Linked DNA regions of Homo sapiens: region 2 is linked to region 1. A link is an interaction called in ENCODE POLR2A ChIA-PET data of the cell type or tissue named here. Cell type or tissue: A673. All regions are shown on one strand.

Region 1 (4,000 bases):
AAGCAATTCTCCTGTCTCAGCCTCCTGAGTAGCTGGGATTACAGGCATGTGCCACCATGCCTGGCTAATTTTTGTATTTTTAGTAGATATGGGGTTTTGCCAAGTTAGCCAGGCTAGTCTCAAACTCCTGACTTCAGGTCATCTGCCTGCCTCGGCCTCCCAAAGTGCTGGGATTACAGGTGTGAGCTACCATGCCCAGCCAGGCACAGAGCTTATAATTAGCATTTATTTGCTTTTTATTGCCTTTTTTTTTTCTTGATACAGGGTCTGGCTCTCACCCAGGCTGGAGTGCACTGGTATGATCTCAGCTCACTACAACCTTTGATTCCCAGGATCAAACCATTCTGCCACCTCAGCCTCCCAAGTAGCTGAGACAACATGTGCACACCACCATGCCAGGCTAATTTTTGTATTTTTGGTAGAGACGAGGTTTCACACCATGTTGCCCAGGCTGGTCTCGAACTCCTGGGCTCAAGTGATCTTCCTGCCTTGGCCTCCCAAAGTGCTGGGATTATAGGCTTGAGACACCGCACCCAGCCTGCCTTTCTTTAAAAGGACAGCCAGGCACTTGAACCTCTAATGCTGAAAACTGTAGATCAAAACAAACAACAAATCAAAAAACTAGAGACAGTAAAGGATCAGAAGGAAAAAAACCACCATAATATCCTCAGAGTTAAGAGGATATTGCATCCGTAAAAGAACAATAAGAGACTATGAAAAAAACAATTTGGAAATTAAATATTATAGAAAGAAAAAATAGTTTAGAAGATAAAAATTAAATACTGCAGATATTAGATGAAAAAGATGGAAAACAGAAGCAAAAATATAAGAAAATCAGAACTCCAGGAGTTACAATGTCAAAATGCTAGAAAATCAGAAAAAGTGAACAGAAAAAATGGAGAAGAAATTAACCAAAAAAATGCAAGAAAATTCCTCAGAACTTAAGGTCACGTTTCCAGATGATAGAACATTCTATGACATTCTTTTTTTTTTTTTTTTTTTTTGAGATGGAGTCTCGCTCTGTCACCCAGGCTGGAGAGCAGTGGCACCGTCTCAGCTCACTGCAACCTCCACCTCCTGGGTTCAAGCGATTCTTCTGCTTCAGCCTCCCGAATAGTTGGGACTGCAGGCGCGAGCCACCATGCCTGGGTAATTTTTGTATTTTTAGTAGAGACGGGGTGTCACCATATTGGCCAGGCTGGTCTCGAACTCCTAGACCTTGTGATCCACCTGCCTCGGCCTCCCAAAGTGCTGGGATTACAGGCATGAGCCACCGTGCCCGACCTCTATGACATTCTTTCATAACTCAGAGGACAAAGAAAAAAACCTAAAAACTTTTGGGGTTGGGGACTGGGAATCAGCATGCCAGCATAATACTTTTTAACACTAACATGAAAAGCTAGAAAGCAATGGAGCTACACTTTTCAAAATTCTGGCTGGGCACGGTGGCTCATACCTGTAATCCCAGCACTTTCGGAGGCCAAGGTGGTCAGTTCACTTGAGGTCAGGAGTTCAAGACCAGCCTGGCAAACATGGCGAAACCCCATAAAATATGTAAATACATAAATTGTAAAAATAAAAAAATCAGCCAGGCATGGTGGCGGGCACCTGTAATCCCAGTTACTTGGGAGGCTCAGGCAGGGAGAACTGCTTGAACCCAGGAGGCAGAGGGTACAGAGAGCCAAGATGGTGCCACTGCACTCCAGCCTGGGCGACAGAGCAAGACTCCGTCTCAAACAAACGAACCAAAATCCTGCAAGAAAGAAATTATATACAGATAAATTAGAATCTAATGTGATGGGAGAATAAAAACACTTTTGGAGATGTAAGTCTCCAACAAATTTACCTCTCTTGTACTCTTCCAGGAAGTTACCTTCAATGAAACCACATTCCTGGTTTTGCACTTATTGAACAGCCTTCTTTGCTACGTGTGGTTGAATTCCAGGGGTCACTCCAGTTACCTCTCATGATGTAACTGAATCCATTCTCATTCTTGCTTGTCAGCCTTTCGTGAAGCTCATCAGTGGGAATCAGCACCATGGGCCTGGGTGAACAGATGTAACTGAACCTCCTTAGATGAAGTCCAGGGAATAGGCTCTTGGGACGCCCACAGGTATGGCCGTTATCACAAAACGCCAGCTGACCTTCGTCCACTTTCTCATAGGTCTTGGTACGGGGTATTTGGAAAATTAATTGTACCCCACATTTGCAATGACTGGGCTCCAGGACTGCATTCTTACCTCTGTAATCCCCATACAGGCTAGGAAGAAGGATATGATTGGCCCAGGGGTAGAAATCCTGAAGAAGTTTGATTTCCGAGAACTGGTGCGAAAATGTCTTCCAGATAGCTTGGTGGAGGTAAAATCTATTGGAGTTCTTTGCAGAGTAGATTGCAGTCATCAACAGGGTAAGGAAGAGGATTTGTACTTGTTTAGAAGAGGAAAAAAATGTCATAGTTGAGTGGTTAACTTAGAAATCCTCTATGTCTTTTTCATTTTTCCTAAGTCTATAGACTTATGCAGGTCAAAACCAGTCAAAAACTGGCTGTTTCATATGGTTCAATCTAATAATTATAAATACATACATACACATTTCCTTCCCAGAATTATTCTGCCACTAATGATACATTTTACTTAAAATAAGATACAATGGCTGTGGCTGGGCACAGTGGCTCACACCTGTAATCCTAGCACTTTGGGAAGCTGAGACGGGCAGATCACCTGAGGTCAGGAGTTCGAGACCAGCCTGACCAACATAGTAAAACCCCCCCATCTACTAGAAATACAAAAATTAGCTGGGCGTGGTGGTCTGTGCCTGTAATCCCAGCTAACCAGGAGGCCGAGGTAGGAGAATCGCTAGAACCCAGGAGGCACAGGATGCAGTGAGCTGACATTGCACCACTGCACTCCAGCCTGGGCAACAAAGTGAGACTCCGTCTCAAAAAAAAAAAAAAAAAAAAACATAAAATCCCGCACAAGAAATATGGTGTTTAGCTCTAAGGACTAAGCATGCACTCTGTCTCTCATGTGATTGTGTTTACAAGAAGTGAAGTCATGATAAAAGCAGAATTTGTCTTATTTGGACTAGGGAATCCAATAATGAACTAGATGTGTTGAAGCCAGTCAACTGGCACCTACAGAAGAGCCATCTGCCAAAGCATTTTCATTTTCCCTCCATAGATCAAGTGTTATTACATTTTGCAGGTGGAGAAAGTGACTTACTCAAGCACACAATAAAACCTCTAGACTCCAAGGTCAGGGATCTGTCCAGTTACCATCCCACCTGCTTTACTGGAATCCCAAATCTCACAGGGTGAAGATTTTAAAAGACAGCTTTTTAACCCTTCTTTATTTTCCATTTTATTCTCTCTCTTCCTTTCCCTTCTGGAAAAGGTGCTGTGTTATCAGTATGTTGCCATTTCCTCTCCATACCCAAAATATCTCCAGTCAGCTTGAAGAGTTTCTTCTTTTTCAAGGTTCTTTCTGGGTGCTTAGTTGGACTATTTATAGCTGGGGCTACATAGACGGGGTTGTTCTTATCTCTTGAACCTGGTACTGACGAAGAACATTTTGCTGTCAAAAATTCAAATATAGACCAAAGAAATGTTATATTTCATTAAGCAGTCACTCACCATTCATTGAGCATCTACTGTGAGCACCTCCTTTTAAATGTTAAACAAGGAATAAAACTACCTATGCAGTGCTTCTTAAACTCTCTATTATAAAGGACCTGTTTTTTAAAAAATTCCAATCAATTGGGGACTGATACTTTTGTACAATACAGTAAAAATGAGTTACTAGGCTGAACACAGCGGCTCATGCCTGTAATTCCAATTCTAGCACTTTGGGAGGCCAAGGCAGCAGGATCACTTGAGGCCAGGAGTTGACCAGCCTGGTCAACATAGTGAGACGTTGTCTCTACAAAAAAATAAAAAATTAGCCAGGCATAGTGGCTCATGCCTGTGGTCCCGGCTACTAGGGAGACTGAGGTGAGAGGACTG
Region 2 (4,000 bases), 150 kb before region 1:
AGCACACAAAATAAAGGTGTACCAGCTGCTCACCAACAGCTATGGAAAAAGGGTGTCAGAACTCAACCCAGTTCTCTCTTCTACCCTGCCCAGATAACGTTCTCCCTGCTTTAGAACTCACACTGCCCACTGTGCACTTTCAGCTACTGACAGCCAACTATCAAGGACACAACCAAAAAGCTGGAGCTTCTGCAACTATGTGGTCAGTCTTCCCCTAACAGACCTCAAGTTATTTGAGCTCTAAATCTAAAAACAAAATTCTAAAACTTAACTTTTCAACATTAAAATCACCTATTTTTCTATCCAACAAAGATTGTACTTGAAGAAGTCTTTCTGGCTAAACAATGAGAAAAGACCCAAGCAAATAAGCAAGACTTCAATTAACTTCACCATTGACTACTGTGTCAGTCACAGAATGTCAGTCTAGCTGAGAATGTTCAAGGGATGTAAGTTAACATCAGGCAAAACCCTCCAAAGAAGTTACCATGCTTTCCCTCTTGCATTCTCCAGATGGCCTATATTTTTATATTATGGGCCATACAGAACCCCTATTTCAGATTTTTATTTCATATGTATATCTGAGTTGCTTTAACGCCATTTACAACCTGCAAAATACTATGACTAGAATGTGACACTAGAAAAGCTTAAATCAAATCAACTGATTGTATTATGCTTCAATCAGACTTTTACTTTACAATACATCTTATTCTGGCTATCATTACACTGATCTAGCCTAGCTGGTTTTCTCACTGCCTGTGTTTTTGTGGTTTTCTTTCTTTTGAGGGGAGTAGAGGGGTGCATACCTATTTCCCCTATATGAAGAAATGTGTTCACAGAAGGGAAATGGTCTACAGTGAATAAACGGAAAAGACCAGAGTTAGAACTTCACTGTTTGAATAGGAGAGATTAAATCTGGGGATAGGCCAGGCGTGGTGGCTCACGCCTGTAATCCCAGCACTTTGGGAGGCCGAGGCAGGTAGACTGCTCAAGTCCAGGAGTTCAAGACCAGCCTGAGCAACATGGCGACACCCAGTCTCTACTAAAAATACAAAAATTAGTTGGGAGTGGTGGCGCATGCGTCTGTAGTCCTAGCTATTCGGGAGGCTGATGTGGGAGGATCACTTGAGCCAAGGGGACTTGGGTTGCAGTGAGCTGAGATCGAATCACTGCACTCCAGCCTGGGTTGTGAAGTAAGACCGTCTCAAAAATAATAATAATACAATGAAATAAATCTGGGGATAAGTATTCTGGTCTTTAGAGAGGCAAACAGCATTGTAAGACAAGCATAATTCTTTGATCAGGTTTCACCATGGCTTAAAATGACAAAACACTCAAGACCAACTTTATATGGTCTGTTTCAGGCTCACAGTGCAACTTTCTGATTATTAAATACTTCCTTAAGCGCCTCAACTCCCAAGTACCTCCATACAAGGAATAGTGTCCTGTGGAATGCAGACACAAGTAATTCAGGAGAAAAGCATATCCCCCCCTTGTGAATTACAATACTACAGTATTATTATAACTTACAAATCAGTGTGTTTGATTGGTCTCAATCACCCCTAGGAGATGAACTACTAAAATGGAATTTCTGGATCTTCAAGGCTAAAGAATAGGCTGTGGAATGTAGGATCACATTGAGATACCACCCCACCCTGTCTAGGCAGCCAGCTGGCATCCCTCTAAGAGGACTTAAGTTCAATTCTCCCTAAATTGTCACAGTAATTACAGGAATCTTATTTTATGCTTAATTATCCATAACCAAAATTCACCAGAACTGAGATCTAAAAAGCAGATGTCTATAAATGCAAACATGCCTACTGAACAATTCAACAGCACTGAGATGCATAAAAAGCAGACTGGGCACAGTGGCTCAGGCCTGTAATCCCAGCACTCTGGGAGGCCGAGGAGGGCAGAATGCTTGATTCCAGGAGTTCAAGACCAGCCTAGGCAACACAGCAAGACCCTGACTCTTAAAAAAAAAATTATATATATATATATATATGTATGTATATGTATATAAGCATGAAAAGCAATAAAGGCCAAGTAAACAATGATCGCTAAACAAGACAAACATCTAATCTGACACTAATGAAATAAAAAAAAATTTCATTCTCCCAACCATAATCTTATTAGCAAAACCATACTAAAGTACTCTCAATTCAAGAAGTATCATCAAATTCTCAAAACGAAAATTTGGCTTAAAGACATGACCCAAAGGGTATAATTAATGTTGAAGGAGGTTATCTGATGTAAATATGGATGCCTTTTTAACTTCTATATATAGTCTGCTATCTTTCAAGTAATGAGCATGTAAAACTTGGAATAAAACTTGCTTTGAAAAAAAGCAAACAAATTAACAAAAACGTATAAATAAAGCAACTGTAAACTTTCAAACCTAGTAAGGTGTCATTCATTCCAGAAAAACTTATCTAAGTGTACTCTTCCCTAGGATGACAAGCAGAAACATTAGAAAGTTACTTAATATAGCCGGAGACGGTGGCTCACCCCTGTAATCCCAGCACTTTGGGAGGCTGAGGTAGGCAGATCATGAGGTCAGGAGTTCAAGACCAGCCTGACCAACATAGTGAAACCCCATCTCTACTAAAAATACAAAAATTAGCCGGGCGCAGTGGTGCACGCCTGTGACCCCAGCTACTCAGGAGGCTGAGGCAGGAGAATCGCTTGAACCCAGGAGGCGGGGATTGCAGTGACCTGAGATCGTGCCACTGCACTCCAGCCTGGGCGACAGAGCAAGACGCAGTCTCAAAAAAAAAAAGTTACTTAATACTAAGATGACAAATTTTCCCTAGCATATTCTTCATGAATCCAAGTTCTATTAATTCTGGATATACAAGGAGAGTGGGGGAGTTGTCCAAAGAAAATTAAAGATGGTATAATATTTACTTTTAATTAATGTATCTGATATTAACTAGTTAGAAATGGAGGGTAAACAGTCCCATTGACAATAGTGTCAAAATAAAATACGTAGGAATAAATTTAGTAAGAAAGGTATAGGAACTATACGAAAAAAACTACGAAATCTATAAAATATTTGTTGAAAGACCTAAAATAAACTTGAACAAACAGACACACACTACAGCAAGGAAAAATTATCATCAAAAACTGTTAAGGCTGGGTGCGGTGGCTCACGCCAGTAATCCCAACACTTTAGAGGCCAAGGTGGGAGGATCACTTGAGGCCATGAGTTAGAAACCAGCCTGGGCAATACAGTGAGACTGTGTCTCTACACTGCCTCCCAGATTCAAGCAATTCTCCTGCCTTACCCTACCGAGTAGCCAGGACTATAGGCGCGTGCCACCACGCTCAGCTAATTTTTTTGTATTTTTAGTAGAGACAAGGTTTCACCTTGTTAGCTAGGATGATCTCAGTCTCCTGACCTCGTGATCCGCCAGCCTCGGCCTCCCAAAGTGCTGGGATTACAGGCATGAGCCACTGCACCCAGCTGGAATGGATTCTAAGACAGTTTCAGAAACCAAAGAGGAAAAGAGGGATATATATAATTACCTGAAAATGTCTGTGACATAAATAAGATTAAAAGATAAATGAGGCCGGGCGTGGTGCGGTGGCTCACGCCTGTAATCCCAGCACTTTGGAAGGCAGAGGCAGGCAGATCACCTGAGGTCAGGAGTTTGAGACCAGCCTGGCCAACATGGCGAATCTCTGTCTCTACTAAAAGTACAAAAATTAGCCGGGCATGGTGGCGGGCACCTGTAATCCCAGCTACCCAGGAAGCTGAGGCAGGAGAATTGCTTGAACCCAGGAGGCAGAGGCTGCAGTGAGCCGAGATCACACCACTGCACTCTAGCCTGGGCGACAAGGGTGAGACTCTGTCTCCCAGGAAAAAAAAAAAGGATAAATGAAAGACAAGAAAAATACACGTGCCATATAACAAAGAATTAACATTCCATAAGCGCTCCTACAGGAGGAAAAAAAAAGAGAAAGAAAAATGAAGCAAGGACATGAGCAGACAATTCTCGGT

Evidence for each region. Peaks named below come from ENCODE experiments on the same cell type or tissue, not always from the same donor. Only the 100,000 strongest peaks of a DNase experiment are listed, where the experiment ranks them.
Region 2: POLR2A ChIA-PET joins it to region 1 with 6 read pairs; 6 of 35 experiments call an interaction of 5 or more read pairs at or near these places.

Annotation. Positions count from the first base shown.
Region 1 is chr16:71,940,599-71,944,598 of GRCh38, forward strand. PKD1L3 (polycystin 1 like 3, transient receptor potential channel interacting) reads right to left here. Exons shown (of 30, transcript NM_181536.2): 23 at 3,432-3,572; 24 at 1,962-2,426. Among named protein-coding and RNA genes, the nearest start is that of IST1, 47 kb to the left of the region's middle. In A673, no CTCF peak of the experiment used is centred here; no DNase peak of the experiment used is centred here.
Region 2 is chr16:71,795,034-71,799,033 of GRCh38, forward strand. All of the region lies in intron 1 of AP1G1 (adaptor related protein complex 1 subunit gamma 1), which reads right to left. Among named protein-coding and RNA genes, the nearest start is that of AP1G1, 12 kb to the right of the region's middle. In A673, no CTCF peak of the experiment used is centred here; a DNase peak (open chromatin) is centred at 1,718; H3K27ac peaks cover 1,927 bases.